Regions from separate parts of the Mus musculus genome. Here region 1 is linked to region 2. Evidence: chromatin loops called from intact Hi-C (ENCODE). Cell type or tissue: gastrocnemius. All regions are shown on one strand.

The links. Peaks named below come from ENCODE experiments on the same cell type or tissue, not always from the same donor. Only the 100,000 strongest peaks of a DNase experiment are listed, where the experiment ranks them.
Region 1: it touches region 2 in a loop (2.1-fold over the local background); 8 of 42 quality-filtered maps call a loop at or near these places.

What each region holds. Positions count from the first base shown.
Region 1 is chr12:69,820,011-69,828,010 of GRCm38, forward strand. It overlaps Map4k5 (mitogen-activated protein kinase kinase kinase kinase 5), which reads right to left. Exons shown (of 32, transcript NM_201519.2): 17 at 7,352-7,508; 18 at 6,281-6,378; 19 at 5,732-5,773; 20 at 4,570-4,654; 21 at 3,412-3,491; 22 at 2,793-2,853. It overlaps 4930512B01Rik (RIKEN cDNA 4930512B01 gene), which reads left to right. Exons shown (of 8, transcript NR_033573.1): 3 at 1,809-1,862; 4 at 4,835-5,114; 5 at 7,297-7,490. It also overlaps the pseudogene Gm18030. Among named protein-coding and RNA genes, the nearest start is that of 4931403G20Rik, 20 kb to the right of the region's middle. In gastrocnemius, a CTCF peak has its summit at 3,355 (motif pointing left); no DNase peak of the experiment used is centred here.
Region 2 is chr12:69,753,532-69,761,531 of GRCm38, forward strand. It overlaps Cdkl1 (cyclin-dependent kinase-like 1 (CDC2-related kinase)), which reads right to left. Exons shown (of 10, transcript NM_183294.2): 4 at 6,567-6,639; 5 at 3,677-3,767; 6 at 2,915-3,115; 7 at 594-676. Among named protein-coding and RNA genes, the nearest start is that of Mir681, 6.4 kb to the right of the region's middle. RefSeq lists an enhancer at 3,878-5,731. In gastrocnemius, no CTCF peak of the experiment used is centred here; DNase peaks (open chromatin) are centred at 3,058, 4,477, 4,864, 5,351 and 1 more place; H3K4me3 peaks cover 2,212 bases; H3K27ac peaks cover 2,222 bases.

The sequences.
Region 1 (8,000 bases), 66 kb after region 2:
GAGGCCACTGCCGTCTGAGGGGACAACATCTTGGTTTTCACACTCTCCCTGTCCAGAGAGCACTTGGGGGAAGACAGGCAAGCCCCACAGCATCTCGTGCACTGTGAGAGGCTCCTGAGGCTCTGTGCTGCTGCACCCCATCCCTGCTGCAGTGCCTGAGAAGCTGATGTTGTTCCGGGGTATTGGTGACTGCTGCACTCCACCCTGGGCAACTTCACCTCTGATGTCTTCTCCAAGATCTATAGCTACTTGGCCCCAGAGCTGGAAAGAGACTGTGCTCACCATGTTTCTCTTTCAGGATTTCCCTGACCATCTGTGAAAACACATACACACTCCGGTTCAGAGGACCCAGGCTCCTGCCCTGGCTCTATGTGGGTTTTTATGTAAGAAAAATAAAGTGAATTAAGTCTGGCAAAAACATTTAGAAGTCACTCAAGTAGAATTGGGTTTATTGCTTTTCACAAGAGTAATATATGAATAAAATAAAAATAAAATAAAAAATGACAGGCTAATCATAATTAAAACCAAAGAGATTAAGTACTCTTAAGAGCAGCAGTTCTCAACGGGTGGGTCACAACCCCTTTAGGGGATAGAATGACCCTTTCACAGGGGCCACCTAAAACCATTGGGAAACACAGGTATTTACATTATAACTAAGCAAAATCATAGTTATTATGTAGCAACAAAAATAATTTATGGTTCAAGGTCACAATACGAGGAACAGTATGTGGTAGTTAGAATAGGTATGGCCCCCACCGATTCACTTGTGTGAATGCTTGGCCCATAGGGAGTGGCACTATTAGGAGGTATGGTCTTGTTGGGGGACGTGTGTCACTGTGGAGGTGGGCTCAGAGGTCTCATATAGAAGCTTAAGCTACACCTAGTGTGGAAGTGAGCATCCTTCTGGCATCCAGTCTCCTTGTAGCTGCCTTCTGATCAAGACACAGACCTCATGGCTCCTCTAGCACCGTGTCTGCCTGGATGCTGCCATGCTTCCCTCCATGATGATAATGGACTGAACCTCTGAAACTGTAATCTAGCCCCAATTAAATGTTAGCCTTTATAAGAGTTACTTTGGACATGGTGTCTCTTCACAGAAATAAAGCCTAACTAAGATACTATATAAAAAGGGTCACAGCATTGGGAAGGTTGAGAACCATTACTTTATAGGATCTCTGTTTCTTTTCTTTCTTTTTTTTTTTTCTGAGGCAGGGTTTCTCTGTGTAGCCCTAGCTGTCCTGGAATTCACTTTGTAGACCAGGCTAGCCTCAGAAATCTGCCTGCTTCTGCCTCCCAAGTGCTGGGATTAAAGGCGTGTGCCACCACACCCGGCTAGGATCTCTGTTTCTTATAAGACATTTATACACAAGATTGTATTTTTCATAGACATTGTTATAGCTCAAATGCAGATTCCTGAAGAAATAATAATTAGACATCTTGTACTACAAATCAAATCAATCAGTTAGCCTCCAGGTAGCTTTGTAAGACTAATGGGTAAGAAAATATTGTTTGGTGGGTGTGGTGGTTTGACTAAAAATGGGTCCCATAGACTCATGTATGTGAAAGCTTAGTCATTAGGGAGCGACAGTATTTGAAAGGATTAGAAGGATTAGTCAGTTTGGCCTTATTACCCATGCCAGCTCTAGTCTCCTAGATGTAGCCCTCAGCTACTGATCTGGTACCTTCCTGCATGCTGCCTTGCTCCCTGCTGTGATGATAATCAACTAAACCTCTGAAACTGTAAGGAAGACCCCAGTTGATTGTTTTCTTTTTATAAGAGTTATTTTGGTGATGGTGTCTCTTCACAGCAACAGAACAGCAACTAAGACACTGGATAAGAACTACAAGACAAAAGTCTAAAGGTATGGTAACATATCTGATACTTTCATTACCACCAGCTACCAAAAAACCTGACAATGCTAAAATCAGAACAGGTTGTTCTGGAATGAATCACCTTGTTTAGATAAGCTTTGCGTGCTTGTGTGTGTGTATGTGTGTGTGAGTGCTGGCGTGTATGACCCATGTGTTGAGTAGGCTAGAGATCAATACTGAATGCTGTTCTTTAGTCAATGTCTCTCTTGTTTATGAGATAGGTTCTCTTCCTGGTCTGGAACTCACCTCCCAGGCTAGGTTTGCTGGTTAGTGAGCCCAAGGAGCCTCCTGCGTCTGCCTCCCTACTACTGGAATTATAAGTGTGCATCACACCTGGCTCTTTGCATGGATGCTGGGGACAGAACACAGGCCCTCATGCTTGCTGTAAAGCACTCTACAGACTGAGCTATCTATCACCTCAGACCCCTGGGTGAGAAGGTCCAGTCTAAGGTACTTTATATTGATCCAGAACGACACTTGTATAAGACTTTATAATTTAGCACTGCAATGTTATTTTACTTAATCCTCACAACAACCTCATGAGACTTTTGTTGTTGTTTTTTGTTTTTAATGTCACTGTTCTGTTTTGATAATTAAGAAAATTGAGGCTAAGAATGGGTTATTTGCTAGAGTTCATGGAGAAAGGAGGTAGCTTGACCCTCTGCTTCCTCCAGCTGCACTGCTAACACTCAAAGGAAGGCAAACAAAGTGCAGCCAGCAATGTTAGAAGTTGTGGAAGGAAATGGGCTCAGCAGATCATCATCTTCCCCTCCCTCTGTGTCCAGATGCAGGAAGGGGGCTGGGAAATGTAGCCCTCACAGAAGACCCAATCCTTTTTCAAACAACAAACGGCATAGTCATACAGTCTACACTAAAATTACATTTCTTTGCTTGCCTATGGTTTTCACCATCATGCATACCTGATAATGACATCAGTGTATTATTGATGACGTAGAGCCACGTACATTTCCGTGGAAATAACTGAAAGGAAGAAGAAGCAGATTACTGTAACAGTAAGGCATGCACTCCCCTCTTACCCTGGCCCCCAGACCCCGACAGTGAAGGTGTCACTGGGGACGGGACTCAGAGCCAGAGCACGGGCTTCCTCCCATGCACAGGGCCCTGGGCTTGATCCCCAGCACCACGCAAAACAAAACAAGTGGTATAAAATCCTTTCTTTGTGAAAACAAAATCAACACCGACATGAAGACAGTACCATCTTACCCCTTTAAATATTTAAACCATAAAAATTAAGACTAGAGATCATACAAACAGATTTCAAACTATGATACTTTTGTCCAATTTGCTCAAACTAATTCTTTAAGTTAAAATTCTTGGGACTGGAGAAATGGCTCAGTGGTTAAGAGCACTGACTGCTCTTCCAGAGGTCCTGAGTTCAAATCCCAGCAACTACATGGTGGCTCACAGCCATCTGTAATGAGATCTGATGCCCTCTTCTGGTGTGTCTGAAGACAACCACAATGTATTCATATATGATAAATAAATAAATCTTTGATCTTAAAAAAAAATTCTTATTACCTGTTCCATAGTTGCTTCATGTAGCTCATTGAGATTCAATGTGTAAATACCATCTTCAGTTCCAAAAATAATATACTGATCTATAATAGCAAGTTACCAGACTTTATTATCATTTTTGAAATTGTTTACTCAGATAAGGGCTATATGTAGTGATATTTAGCATGAGTTGGCTACACATTCACAATAATTTTCTAACATTTATGCCCCCATGTTTCTCTCCCATGTTTTAAAATGTAAATCTATGCTGTGTAAGACTTCACTGTCATGCTACCTCTCAACTGAATTTTAAACTGTTGTTAGAGTGGTGCATTTCTGCAAGTCAAAATACCAAATACTCAAAAATGCAAATATAATCCATGACATAGCACAAGTAACGAACATATTTCTTGTTCAGATGTTGGTTTCTAAATATTACTGCTAGAAAGAAGCAGAGTTTCTGCGAGAGGAGTCCTCTGAGGAAAGTAAGTATGAAACAGAAAGGGAAGTGAGGGACTGTCCCCATGCTGAAGGACACAGCCACCGACATTCCCTACAAATCCTGGGAAGATCAAAGTGTCAGAATGAGTCACAGTGACAGATACATCTTCCGAACACGAACACATGAATCAATCCAACAGGACTGATGTGGAATTTTAAACTGAATGTTAGATTGGAGAAACTAAAATGGTGGAGGCGGTGAAACAGAAATATCAATAAGTTTCCTGATTTTTTTTTTGTTGTTGTTTGTGATATTGTCCCAGTCTACCACAGACTAGGCTAGAATTACATCTTCCCTATGCGTGCCCAGTTGTGCCCCCAAGCCAAGCTACGAGCACAAAATCCCTTTAACTCCTAAATATTTTAGTTTCTTTTGTTGCTAACAAGTTTTATACAGCACAGAGCACTGAGACTGAGACAACACCGTCCCCCGCCTGTGGACTTCAATGTCCTTAAAAACAATGGCTGTGACAGCTTGTTAGCTTCCTCACAGGACAGTTCCTAGACACTGTTCAACTTTAATGGTCTTCAACAGAAGCCTACCTAAGTAATTAGCTTGTCATGGGTTCCTATACCATAATTTTAAAGTTAACAACTTCAATTCACTAATTATAAAGATCTTCCCTACAATAAATATTTTACAGGAGGTATATACACATATATATAATTCAGAAATCATACCTTTTGTATCAGGGTGTATCCAGGATGTTGCACAATTAATTTTCAAAGGGCAGCCATCAAATACTTTTGAAAAACATGCTCCCATCTTTATAAAGAAAGAAAGATGGCTTATTTCATTATGTAATTTTCATATTTCTAGAAAATCATGCAATGCCAAATTCTTTGAAGAAAATTTGTGGTTTTACCTCAATACAAAATACAACTTTTTAACACAGTTAAATTTTTTCTCCCAAAAGTCATGGTCTTCCCTTTCTCTCCATTTTAGAGTCAACGTGTCAAGTTTACCAAACATCTACATACTTAACGAGCTGCATGAACTTTAGGTTATTACTTCAGGACTAACTTTACTAAAGTGGAATCATATTTGATTCCTTCAGCATCACTGCAGTGGTAAGAACTGCAGTGTAATTCTACAATGCAGGCAACAGACAAAAGACCGAGCTTATATCCTAGGTATGAACTGACTCAGAGCCTGACTCATGAAGCATCCTGTTGACATGATTAGGAGAACATCTCACAGACACATCGCGCCATAAGATGACAGAGTAAGTGCGAACCCAAGCTTCCTTTTGTTTTCTATTGTGCACAGCTCGATGAGAGAACGGCTTCAGGCAGAAAGACATTTATTTGCCACATAAGGAAGAAGGCCCAGCATTACCGTCAAATTAAAATGAAGCTGGTGTTTGGATGCTAATCTGAGAACCCACAGCCAGAATTTATAAATTCTCAAGTTTGTTTTTCTTTTTGTTCTTGCTTTTTCTTCTCTCTCTGCCCCTCCTCACTCCTGCCTCTCTCCGCCCCTGACCTTATGCTCTGCCTCCTCCTCCTTTGATATCTGACTACTCAGATGTCATCTGGAACTCACTGTGTGGGCCAGGCTGACTTTGAATCTATCATCTTTCTGCCTTAGCATTACAGAATGCTAAGATTATATACAGACCTGCTATTACATCCAACTTGGCCTCTAAATTTTAACCACTGCACTCAAATTGGGGTATGTGATCAGACTACAGTACACTCATATCTATCTTCCAACTTTATATTTATAAAATTCTTTTAGTGGCTGAATGTACTTGACAGGAAATCTACTTCTACTGTTTCTAAAGAGATTAAAAAAAAAAAAAAAAGATCAGCAAATAGGTCTCATGAAAACAGTCCTTACCAGTACTTTTGGGGTGGGTGGAAGGCCATTGATGGTTGGTTTCTGTGGGAAAAAAAATTAAGTAATTTTTTTTTTTGGTAATTTTTAATACTGTAAGAAAGCTTAGGTTTAAAATAAAATGTAAGCTACTTACTATTTCAGTTATTATATATATAATACTTGATTTAAAATTATTTTTAGATTATGTATATGGATGTTTTGCTTGTGTGTGTGTGTGTGTGTGTGTGTGTGTGTGTGTGTACCTATATGTGCACCACGTGTGTGCCTGGTGCCCATGGAGGCCTGAAGAAGGTGTCAGATCCCCTGGGACTGAAATGGGTGAGAGCTGTCACATGGTGGGTATGGGAATCGAACCCAGGTCCTCTGGAAAAGCAACTAGTGCTCTCATCAGCTGAGCCATCTCTTTATACATATAAAAGAAACAGAGTACTTGTGTTTTCTCCATGACTGCAAACTTTGGAGCTCACACCACCATGCTCAACCTTAGTTACTTGGGTTCTTATCCTTGCTACGAGTTGTAAGTAATGTCTGAGCAGCCGCTGTACTCACGGGGAAGTCCCGCTTGTCCTTTTTCCGAGGTAACTGCGGAGCTTGTGCGGATCCCTCTGTATTTTCACTGATCAGTTTTGAAATACCATCACCATTTCCTAAGGGAACCACCGTTAAAGTTGAATGAGCACACAAAGAACATTCTGTGAAAAATAACTTTTCTTTGCCCCATTATTTCCCTTCCTTTGGGGTGAGTGTGGGAGCACGGTGGTTTCTGTCAGATGAGTTAATTTATCCCCAGTGCTGTCCTCACTGCATCCTTAGTGAGGCTCTTCAGTTATGACAAACACATTGTGAGCACAAAGAACATCTATCCTACTGACAGTGGTACTTGACATCTTTCCCAACAGAAACCAATCTACACGCTCAGTCCTCCCTCAGATACCAGTCTTTCAGCACGTTGGACTGCTTCAAACGTGGTTCAGATGATAGTGTATTTGCTCAATCCTTATTCTCCAGGATTGTGCCTAAGCACAGCAGACATTACAGCACTCCCTCCTGTAAGCTCCTCAAACTCTTTAGCACTCTCCGGATAACCCATTCTCTATCCTCACCTCTCACAGAAATGTCAGGGCTCTGCTAAGTACAGTTATTGTTTTAGGAAACACCACACACCCGCCGTTCCTTTCTTCCCTACATCATATTAATTTTTTTAATTAATTACAGAGACCTGTCTTACTTACTATGTTGTTTAGGCTGGTCTCTGTCCCTGGAGTACTGGGTGACAGGCAAGCATTAGCACACACAGTCACCTTTTATAATGTTATATGTATATGGGCATAACTTCTGTCAAGCTTCTAAGCTCCCAGAGGGAAGAACATGGGTTCTTCCTCTGAATCCTATATGTACTAAGTGGCTGAGTGAGGTGGAAATGGTCTGAATCTTTTACAGTCCACTTGTGCATAATTAAAACATAGAAATGAAGGTCTGAACTGCAAAAGGACTGACTGAAGAAAAGAGATAGTCTTAGATCCAGGAAGAGAATGGCTTTCCATCCCATCTGCCTGACTCTCTAGGTCACAGGATCTGGGATGCGGTGTACTCCAGGAATGCTGGGATGCTGGTCGTTACCTATAGAGGAGGATGTCTCCGCCACAGGAACACAACTTGGGCTACTCTGTCTTCTGAGGACCTGAGGTGCTCTCGCCTCCAGATCAGGGCAACGTTTGATGGTTGATGATTTTTCTTCATCTGGGAGGCTGTCTTCAGGGTAAGTGTTGACCCTCGGCTGATGATGAGAGGGTAAAAAGTGCTCTTTAAAAGGTCACAGTGACCTTCAGCAAGGAACCCAAGTGAGTCACTGCCCAGCACAACTATGAATTTAACATGAGGGTTTTAAAATGTGTCCCAACCCGAAATCATAAAACTTTTATAACCAATAAAATTATGTAAGCAGTTGCCATATATTTAACAAGTAGAAACTGACAAAGATGATGACTTAATGAAGAACAGTTGGATTGAAATATCAAATTATAGTAATAAATGGTGATGACAAATAAACTTTGTATCTCCTTCTATGCAGTCAGATACTATTCCAAATGAGTAAAACCCTATTTCTTTCTCGCATCTATTAAAGTATATTATTTCACATAAAATCACCTTTGTAATGTACTTTCTATCTCCTCCTTCTAAAGAAAATTAATAAACTTCAAAACCTGAACAGAGCCAATGAAATTATTTTTAAAATGTAATTATATAAAGGAGTTATTGTTCAAAACCC
Region 2 (8,000 bases):
CACAGATATACTTCAACTTAACCTCTTCCTGAATACTAAAGGCAATAATGTAAACACTATACCTCTATACCCTTGTCTAATGGTTTCATTGGGACACATTGTTCAAAGTGGGTTGGGGAGATGAGCATTTAGATTCTCTCCGTCCTTCATAAAGGAGCGTCTCCCCCACATTGACCATACAGGAGGAGAGGCAGCAGAATGGGACCGTGGTGGTGTTGCTCCATATTCTGGAAAGCGAGTTGACAGGAGAAGAGAAAATTTGGCCACTGCTGGGGGAAGGGAGCTGCTTGCACGGGTGAGCCAATGTTTGGGCTTGCTTGAAAGTTGATTGGCTCTGAGCGATCTATGTTCAGTTGACAACGATTAAGGACTGGTGTGACCAGGGCAGTCCTGCTTTCCTGTCCCACAGGCTGGCTAACCTCTGTTCCCAGGGACTCCTAAGTTTGAACTGAGGCCAGGAAGGATCTCGCTCAGCACCAGCTTGCTCCAATTTTCTTCATCACGATTAGACTGAGCCATGGCCTCATATGTGAGTAACTACCAAAACCCAACTAGCCTGATCTAATGAGCCACCTCCAAAATGAGTCACTCACCATGTCTTCAGGGTCTGGAATTTTCACCCCACTGAAGTATTGATTCATGCTAAATACTTGCTGGTGCCTGGGAATGAGGTCCCCTTTGGACAAGAAGAGACAGAAGTGAGTGGGGTAGCGTAGGAAACACGGGGCTGTGCTTTCCCTCCACAGCCTCGTGGACCTGTGCCTAGAGGGGAAGCATCCACACAGCACAGCCTACACTGAGTTCTTCAGGGACAGTGCCTCGTGTCAGGCACAGAAACTGAGAGCGTCAGGGTATTTGATGACTCCAAACCAAAGGAGCTAACAGGAAGGTCCTCTGTCTCTGAGGAGTCCATTTCCAAATTGGAATCGTCTTTTCCCGTGTTGCTGCTGATCTCAGAAACGTTGTCGTCTAAGGTTTAGGGGCGCTTACCCTGTGAAACTCTGAAAGAGGTTCCTGTCCAATGCAGCTCATTCTGTAGCAATGGCAGCCGAATGAGCTGATGGTGGCCTCATGTAAAGTCCTAGGGGTATCACTAGGAAAGACTGGTTCAGGAAACTGCTTCTCTGGGCCACAAGTGGCCACTTTCTAGAGCAGAGAAGCAGAGGCCTGAGAGAAGCAGAGGCCTGAGAGAAGCAGAGGCCTGAGAGAAGCAGAGGCCTGAGAGAAGCAGAGGCCTGAGAGAAGCAGAGGCCTGAGAGAAGCAGAGGCCTGAGAGAAGCAGAGGCCTGACAGAAGCAGAGGCCTGACAGAAGCAGAGGCCTGACAGAAGCAGAGGCCTGACAGAAGCAGAGGCCTGACAGAAGCAGAGGCCTGACAGAAGCAGAGGCCTGACAGAAGCAGAGGCCTGACAGAAGCAGAGGCCTGCAGCCAGGGCCCTGTGGTACTGAGGCTCTAGCCTCTGACTAGATCGTCTTGAGTGACCAGTGCTACTCGGTTCAGAACTTTACCTCTCACTCAAATCCAGAACCTTGCTCTAGTTTGGATAAGCAAGCAAAAACACAGCCTCTAGGGTGTTGATTCCTATGTCTGAAAACACTGTAATGAAGCCCCTTAGCCCCTAGCTTTAAAAATGAATTACAGATACACACACACAGTAGAGACATATGTCCCCGAGCTGTCAAAGCCTCCCCACTAGGGCTGGAGCGGCAGGAGAGTGCCCTAAAGCCACTGGACGGAACAGCCAAGGAAGGCTGAGTGACCCTGCGTGAGCTCCAAGGAGGCTCCAATGTGCAAGACATTGGTGGAGACGATAAAAACAGGAAACACCACCGGACCCTGGTGACGCACACCTTTAATTCCAGCACTCGGGAGGCAGAGGCAGGTGGAATTTGAGTTCAAGACCAGCCTAGTCTACAGAAGGAGTTCCAGGACATCCAGGGCTACACAGAGAAACCCTGTCTCAACAAACAAACAAATGGAAATACAGTCTCACCCTCAGGTGGCCTTCAGTACTTTGGGAAGACAAAGCTCTATGGTGATTGCTGGTAATACAAGAGTTATGGAGCAGAGAAAGAGTGCTTTAAATGGCGTTCCTTAGCAGAGTAGAATCTAACTCCTGGATTCTGAAAACAGCAACCACTAGTTATGGATCTCTTTTACTGTACCCTCCTCCCTTTTCTCTTCTGTCCTTCCCATTGCCCTTAATTGTAGGAGGGGGGCACGGTGAACAAGACTTTCTTCTCGACACTTAGAAGGCTGAGGTTCTTCCTCTACGGTAATCTGAATAATCCAAAACTTGTCAGGCAGGCTGCAGTAAGGACATCTGGATGAATCACCTCATCCTAATGCAGGCTTAGCATCCCTCATTAAAAATTCTGAGACTGAGTGCCAACATGATCCTACAAGTAGGAGATGCTACACTCGACTCCAAGTGTCATGGTCAAATGCGGGCACGCTAGAACGATCATATAACCAGCCTTTAGGATATGGGAAGAAATGAAATGAAACATAAATGAATTTTCTGTTTAGACTCGGGTCCCTTCCCTTACATACCACATTGAAACCTCTAATGTCACAAACACTAGAGTCCCAAGCCGTCTGGATGAGGGATGTTCAGCTTGTAACATGGAAGCCGCCTGTGACCAGCTAAGTCCTTGCAGTAGTTCTGTTGCCAGGCTTAACACATTTAGAAGTTAAGAGGATCTGACCTAAGCTTAAGAGATTAGTCTATATATCCTGGACAATTAGTAAATTCCCAGTAATCATTAAGTCTTGTCATTTGAACAAACCATAGACACTTTTAATGGAGCCATTTCAGCGAGGCTGAGAAATGTCTGTTTCCTAAAGGTGTCAGGTAAGCAGGGGGTGTGGGAGAAGCGAGCAGGTTCTCTCAAAGTCAGCGGAAACCACTTACCCAGGGTTTTCCTTATCAGGTAGAGCTGATCCACGTCAGATTTTCCTGGCCATAGAGGCACTCCGGACAGTAACTCAGCAAACACACAGCCAATTGCCCAGACATCTACAGGGGGACCATACTGCGTGTCTCCCACTAGCAGCTCGGGTGAGCGGTACCACCGGGTGGCCACGTAGTCCGTGTAGTAGTCACCTGGTCCAGCTGGCCGGTGCAGAAACGTGGAAAACAGATCAGTGGAAGCCCGGAGTCAAAACTGAGCAGGGAAAAACCTAAGAAATGAAGCTTTTCCGAATCACCATTCTCAGTGCTAGCTGCTGGTTGTCATCACTTGGCTGTAGGATGTTTTAAATTACTGATACTTGGGCTTCCTCCCGGCCCAATTAATCCGAACACTTGGAGAGGGCCCAAGGCTACCCGCATACTTTTTAAAAGTTCCTTGGGTGTTAATCTATAGCCAAGATTAAAAGGCATTCATCTGAAGTATTAATTCTGGTAAGTATTGTTTGGGGGGTTGGAGAAGGCAGGAGATTAGCAGGCTTTATAATAACTTTTGTGCTACAATTTACATATAGCATACATATCTAAATTGTTGTGTATTTATACATTTTTCAAGTTATATTTCATTACAAGATTTGGCAGGAACCGTAATTTGTTGCAAGATTATTCCCGGGGCAGAATACAAGAACCAGCTTTCTGTAGTATGGAAACCAGCTGTCCCAGCAAGAATGTTCCTTTTACATTGAAGAAGCCGTGGGTACTCACTGAGAAGCCGTGCGAACCCAAAGTCACAGAGCTTAATGGCTGACTGTTTGGTGATGAGAATATTTTCCGGCTTCACGTCTCTGTGTATGCACTGGTTAGAAACAAACAAACAAACAAAACAAAATGTCATGAAGGTGCAACTCTAATATCTGCCACGAGTAAAGGGCTGGAATATTTAGCAGATATTGGATATATCAGTTTAATCTGCCATTGACCTGTTGGATACTAAAACAGCAGACTAAAATAAACCTAGTTCCATACCTACAGACAGAATCATTTCAAATTCTTGAGTGGCCACAAAAACCAAGAAGTGTGATAGGAAAAATGACTGTCAAGAGCCAGACTCAGCAAATAAAAACACGTGAGATACCTAGTTACGTTTGGATTTCAGATAAACGACTTTTTTTTTCAGTGCTGGGCATCAGTCCAGAACCTTAGCCGAGCACGCCACCTGACCTCCACCTCCAACCCAACTAAAATGTTAAGTATATCTCAAACAGTCTGCATTAGAAAAAGGAACTTTATATTTAACTAGGCATCACCCCTAACCTGCCTGCTGTCTATGAAGGGGGAAAGGACCGAAAGGCTTTGAGGCTTCAGCCTGTGGCAAGAACGACAGACAGATTGGAGCAGAAGCCCGGTTCACTGGAAGGCGGCTTGCTCGCTCGGTAAACAAGACAAGCCCTGGGCCTGCTGAGATAAGCTGGGAGAGAGAGGGCTGGAAGCTCGTGTGCCTGCCAAAAGATCGCCCTTCCAGCTCTGACATTTGTCCTGACAAGATAAACAAGAGCTGGCTGCGGCCTCGCCGTCCGGGGTGCGTCGTGGTCGCTAGGTGTCAGCTCTGTCCCACAGCACAGAGGAGCCCAGCGGGAGACTCTTGCATCCTGCCTCACCCGCTGGTATCAAGCTACATTCTTTAAGAGGGTGAAGCCACTACCAAGAGGAGCGCTTGAGGACTCCCACGGGACTTTCTTATTAAATGACAATGTCTTTGATAGATAGACAGATAAATAAATAAATAAATAAATAAATAAAATCTCTTAAGTCAACAACTTTTAATCAACGGTTAACATTTAAAATTGAGTTGGGACAAAATATTACTCCGGGTTCTTTGTGACCCCTCCCTTTTCCCAAGGGTTTTCCTCTCTGCTGGGAAACGCTGGGTCTTTCTGCCGCCCCAGTGACTGTTGGCCTGGAGCCTGCAACTCTTGAGGGTTCCTTGACCCCAGAATCCGGAAAGAGGACAGAGGCTCTTCGTGGGCGCAGCAATTCCCACTCCAAGGGACTTTTAGGGCGAGAGAGCAACGTTAGTGTTTCCCATCAGCATTATTATTCTGGAAAAAAAAAATGGAGGCGGGGTGGGGTGGATAAATTACCTTATAACCTACCTATCTGGTTCTCAGTAATCGATGGCCCTGGGCTCTGAAGTCTTTCACCAGCCATTTTGCATTTTGCTATAAATAGGTCCTTCCATGAATGTCGTGATGACATATGGGCAGAAGGACTCAGAAACAAGAATGTGCTCCACCCCCCCCCCCTTTGTTTGGGAATTCTTTCCAAGCTCAGCACCCTCCCCCCATCAGCCCCCCCCCCCCCCAGCACGTGGAGCCCAGCAGCGTCTGCGGCTCTCCAGAGAGCTGTGGTATGCACTGTATTTATCTTCACTTTCCTCAGATCTCCCCCACCAGGGCTGGCTGGCGAGCTTTCTCGTTCTTTCTGCCCCCTCCTCTCCCCTTCCCTCTGTATCCTCCAGCCCCACTATCTGTCCTGCCACCCTTATGCTGAAACTTGTTTGTTGGGAAAGTGCTAATCACCGATCAAAGCGTCTAGCATCCACTCGTCCTGCCTTAAAATGACTGTTTTCACTGTAAGGAGTCAAACCCAAGGCTTCATGCAGGCAAGGCAAGAGGTCTAACCATGGAGCGACACTCCAGCTCTGATAAGGATTCTAGGCTTCCGATAATGAAAGCCAAAATAATGACTGTTCCCGTGTTTTCTCCTTGTAAGCAGCTTCAGGAAAACTTACTTGGGGCAAGCTCAGAGGGGATTTAACCCCTCGGGCCTGGGTGACCAATAACTGGAGTCCAGTGAAACTCTAAAATTCCCTTCTGGGATTTTGAGTGTTTTTAGTGGTTGGACTCTGATTCCACCCCCCCACACACACACCTTTTTCTTTTCTGCTATATTGATTAATTGGTTGGTTGATTGATCGCAGTACTGGGAATCAAACTCAAGGGCTCATTCATTCTGAGTACTTGACCACACAACTGGGAGCCAGCCCAGGAAGCTGGCTTCCATGTGTAGAAAGGGGGCAGCTCTGTGTGGGGTGAGAGAGGAGAGCAGATTTTTCAGCATCTATGAAGCCATGTCACATGGGCAGTCTCCTACAGTGGCTCCCCCCGCACCCCCCCCCCCGCACCCGGCCCCCCGCCCTCCCCCCAGTCCAGCTGTGGCAAAAAGGACCAGACGCCCATTTAACACTCCTATCTCACCAGGGCAGACACTAGGACTTGGCGCCTAGGACTCCACCCATTGTAACTGCAGCAAGCATCTGGAGTTACCTCTTCCAGTTCAAAGTCTTTTGGGGAAACCAATCCAATAATACAGACTCTCTAAGTAAATGGGGTTCCTTCTTCCTCACATTTTACAAATTAAAAACAAAAACCAAAAACAAAAAACGACTAGTTTTTTTAAAATGATTTTTATAATGTATGTTTCCATAAGATCTGCCATCTTTAAGTTCCTTACTCCCCTCCGCCCCCAGGCTTAGGAAGATTTTCATGGAAAAAAACGTATACCCACAAAGGTGGGGTATGAACTTTGAATAAGGCTCGGTTTTGGCTCAAGAGAAGAAGCCACCTGGGTGTTCAAAGGGGGTCGGGACACTTACGTTATGTTTATGGCAGAAATTTACAGCCTGCAGTGTCTGCCAAGTTATGTTCTTCACGAGAGGCTCTGGTACCCTAATAAAAACAAAAGAAACAGCACAAACACATTCTTCACTCTAGCCATGGACCTCAGCTCAAGAAACCCAATCCAGACGGGGGCAGGCTTTGGGACTGAAAAATCCCGGGAGACACAGCCTCCTCTGGATCCACAGGCCATCAGCCCACAAATCCAGTGTTGAGAATGTGTGACCAGCATGCTGCTGAGTTGTGGGGAAAGCAGGTTAACAAAAATACAAACTTGGATTTTAAAAACAAAACAAAACAAAAAACAGGGAGGAACAGTGAAATATTTCAACAAATATTTATGACCTGGGACTGCCTGAAATTTGAACTCCTCAGTTTTTTTCTTTGTCTTGTTTTGTTTGTTTGTTTTGTGTTTTTTTTTTTTTTTTTTTTTCCGAGACAGGGTTTCTCTGTGTAGCCCTGGCTGTCCTGGAACTCACTCTGTAGACCAGGCTTGTCTCAAACTCAGAGATCTGCCTGCCTCTGCCTCCCAAGTGCTGGGATTAAAGGCGTGCGCCACCACTGCCCGGCTTGTTTTGTTTTTAAAGAGAGGGTTGAAGCATGGTCTTGCTAAGGTGGCTCCAAGACCTAAAATTCGAGATCATCCTGTATTAACCTCCAAGTGCTGGGATTACAGGCTTGCACCACCAAGCCCGGTTCTATAATGAGGCCCTTGCTAGTTAATATACAGCACAAGAGATGGCGATGGCGTGCTCTGTGCTCCGGTTGCTCCAAACCGTGGTCCTGAAGCAAGGCTTCTGTTTGCGTGTTCAGCATTTCCAGATGCCTGAGTCACATGCTTTGTTTGTTTTCTTGGAAGGGAGAGGAAGGAGATTTTACTGAGACAAGGAGGAGGTTTATATTGCATACCATATAACTAAAGTTCAAAGTAACTGAAGACACAGAAAAGCATCGTGTTCTTTTCCCACACTGCACCTCTCTTCTCGTCACCCTCACGCCGTGCTTCTCTTTCCTCTCCTCTGTCACAACATCTAACCGTGCCAATTCCCCAACTCTTCCGCACAGATTCACTGCCGATTTAACCAGGACAGCCGAGCCCTGCCAGATGCCATGATGCCGTGCGCGCGCACGAGTGTGTGTGTGTGTGTGTGTGAATTGGGAAAGGGCATCTCATGGAAAAGCAGGCTACTGTACAAGACAAGGGATGATTAGAAAGAAAGTTGTTCTGGAGCAGAGGCTCACCCTAAAGCTGTAGCTGTCTGTGGTACCCAGTCCCAAACAGGGCTGCCTTGTCTGGCCTCAGTGGGAGAGGATGCGTCTAATCTGGTAGAGATTTGATGCACCAGGGTTGGGGGCTACTCAGGGGTGACCCCATCTTCTCAGAGGACAAGGGGAGGATGGATGGAGGAGAA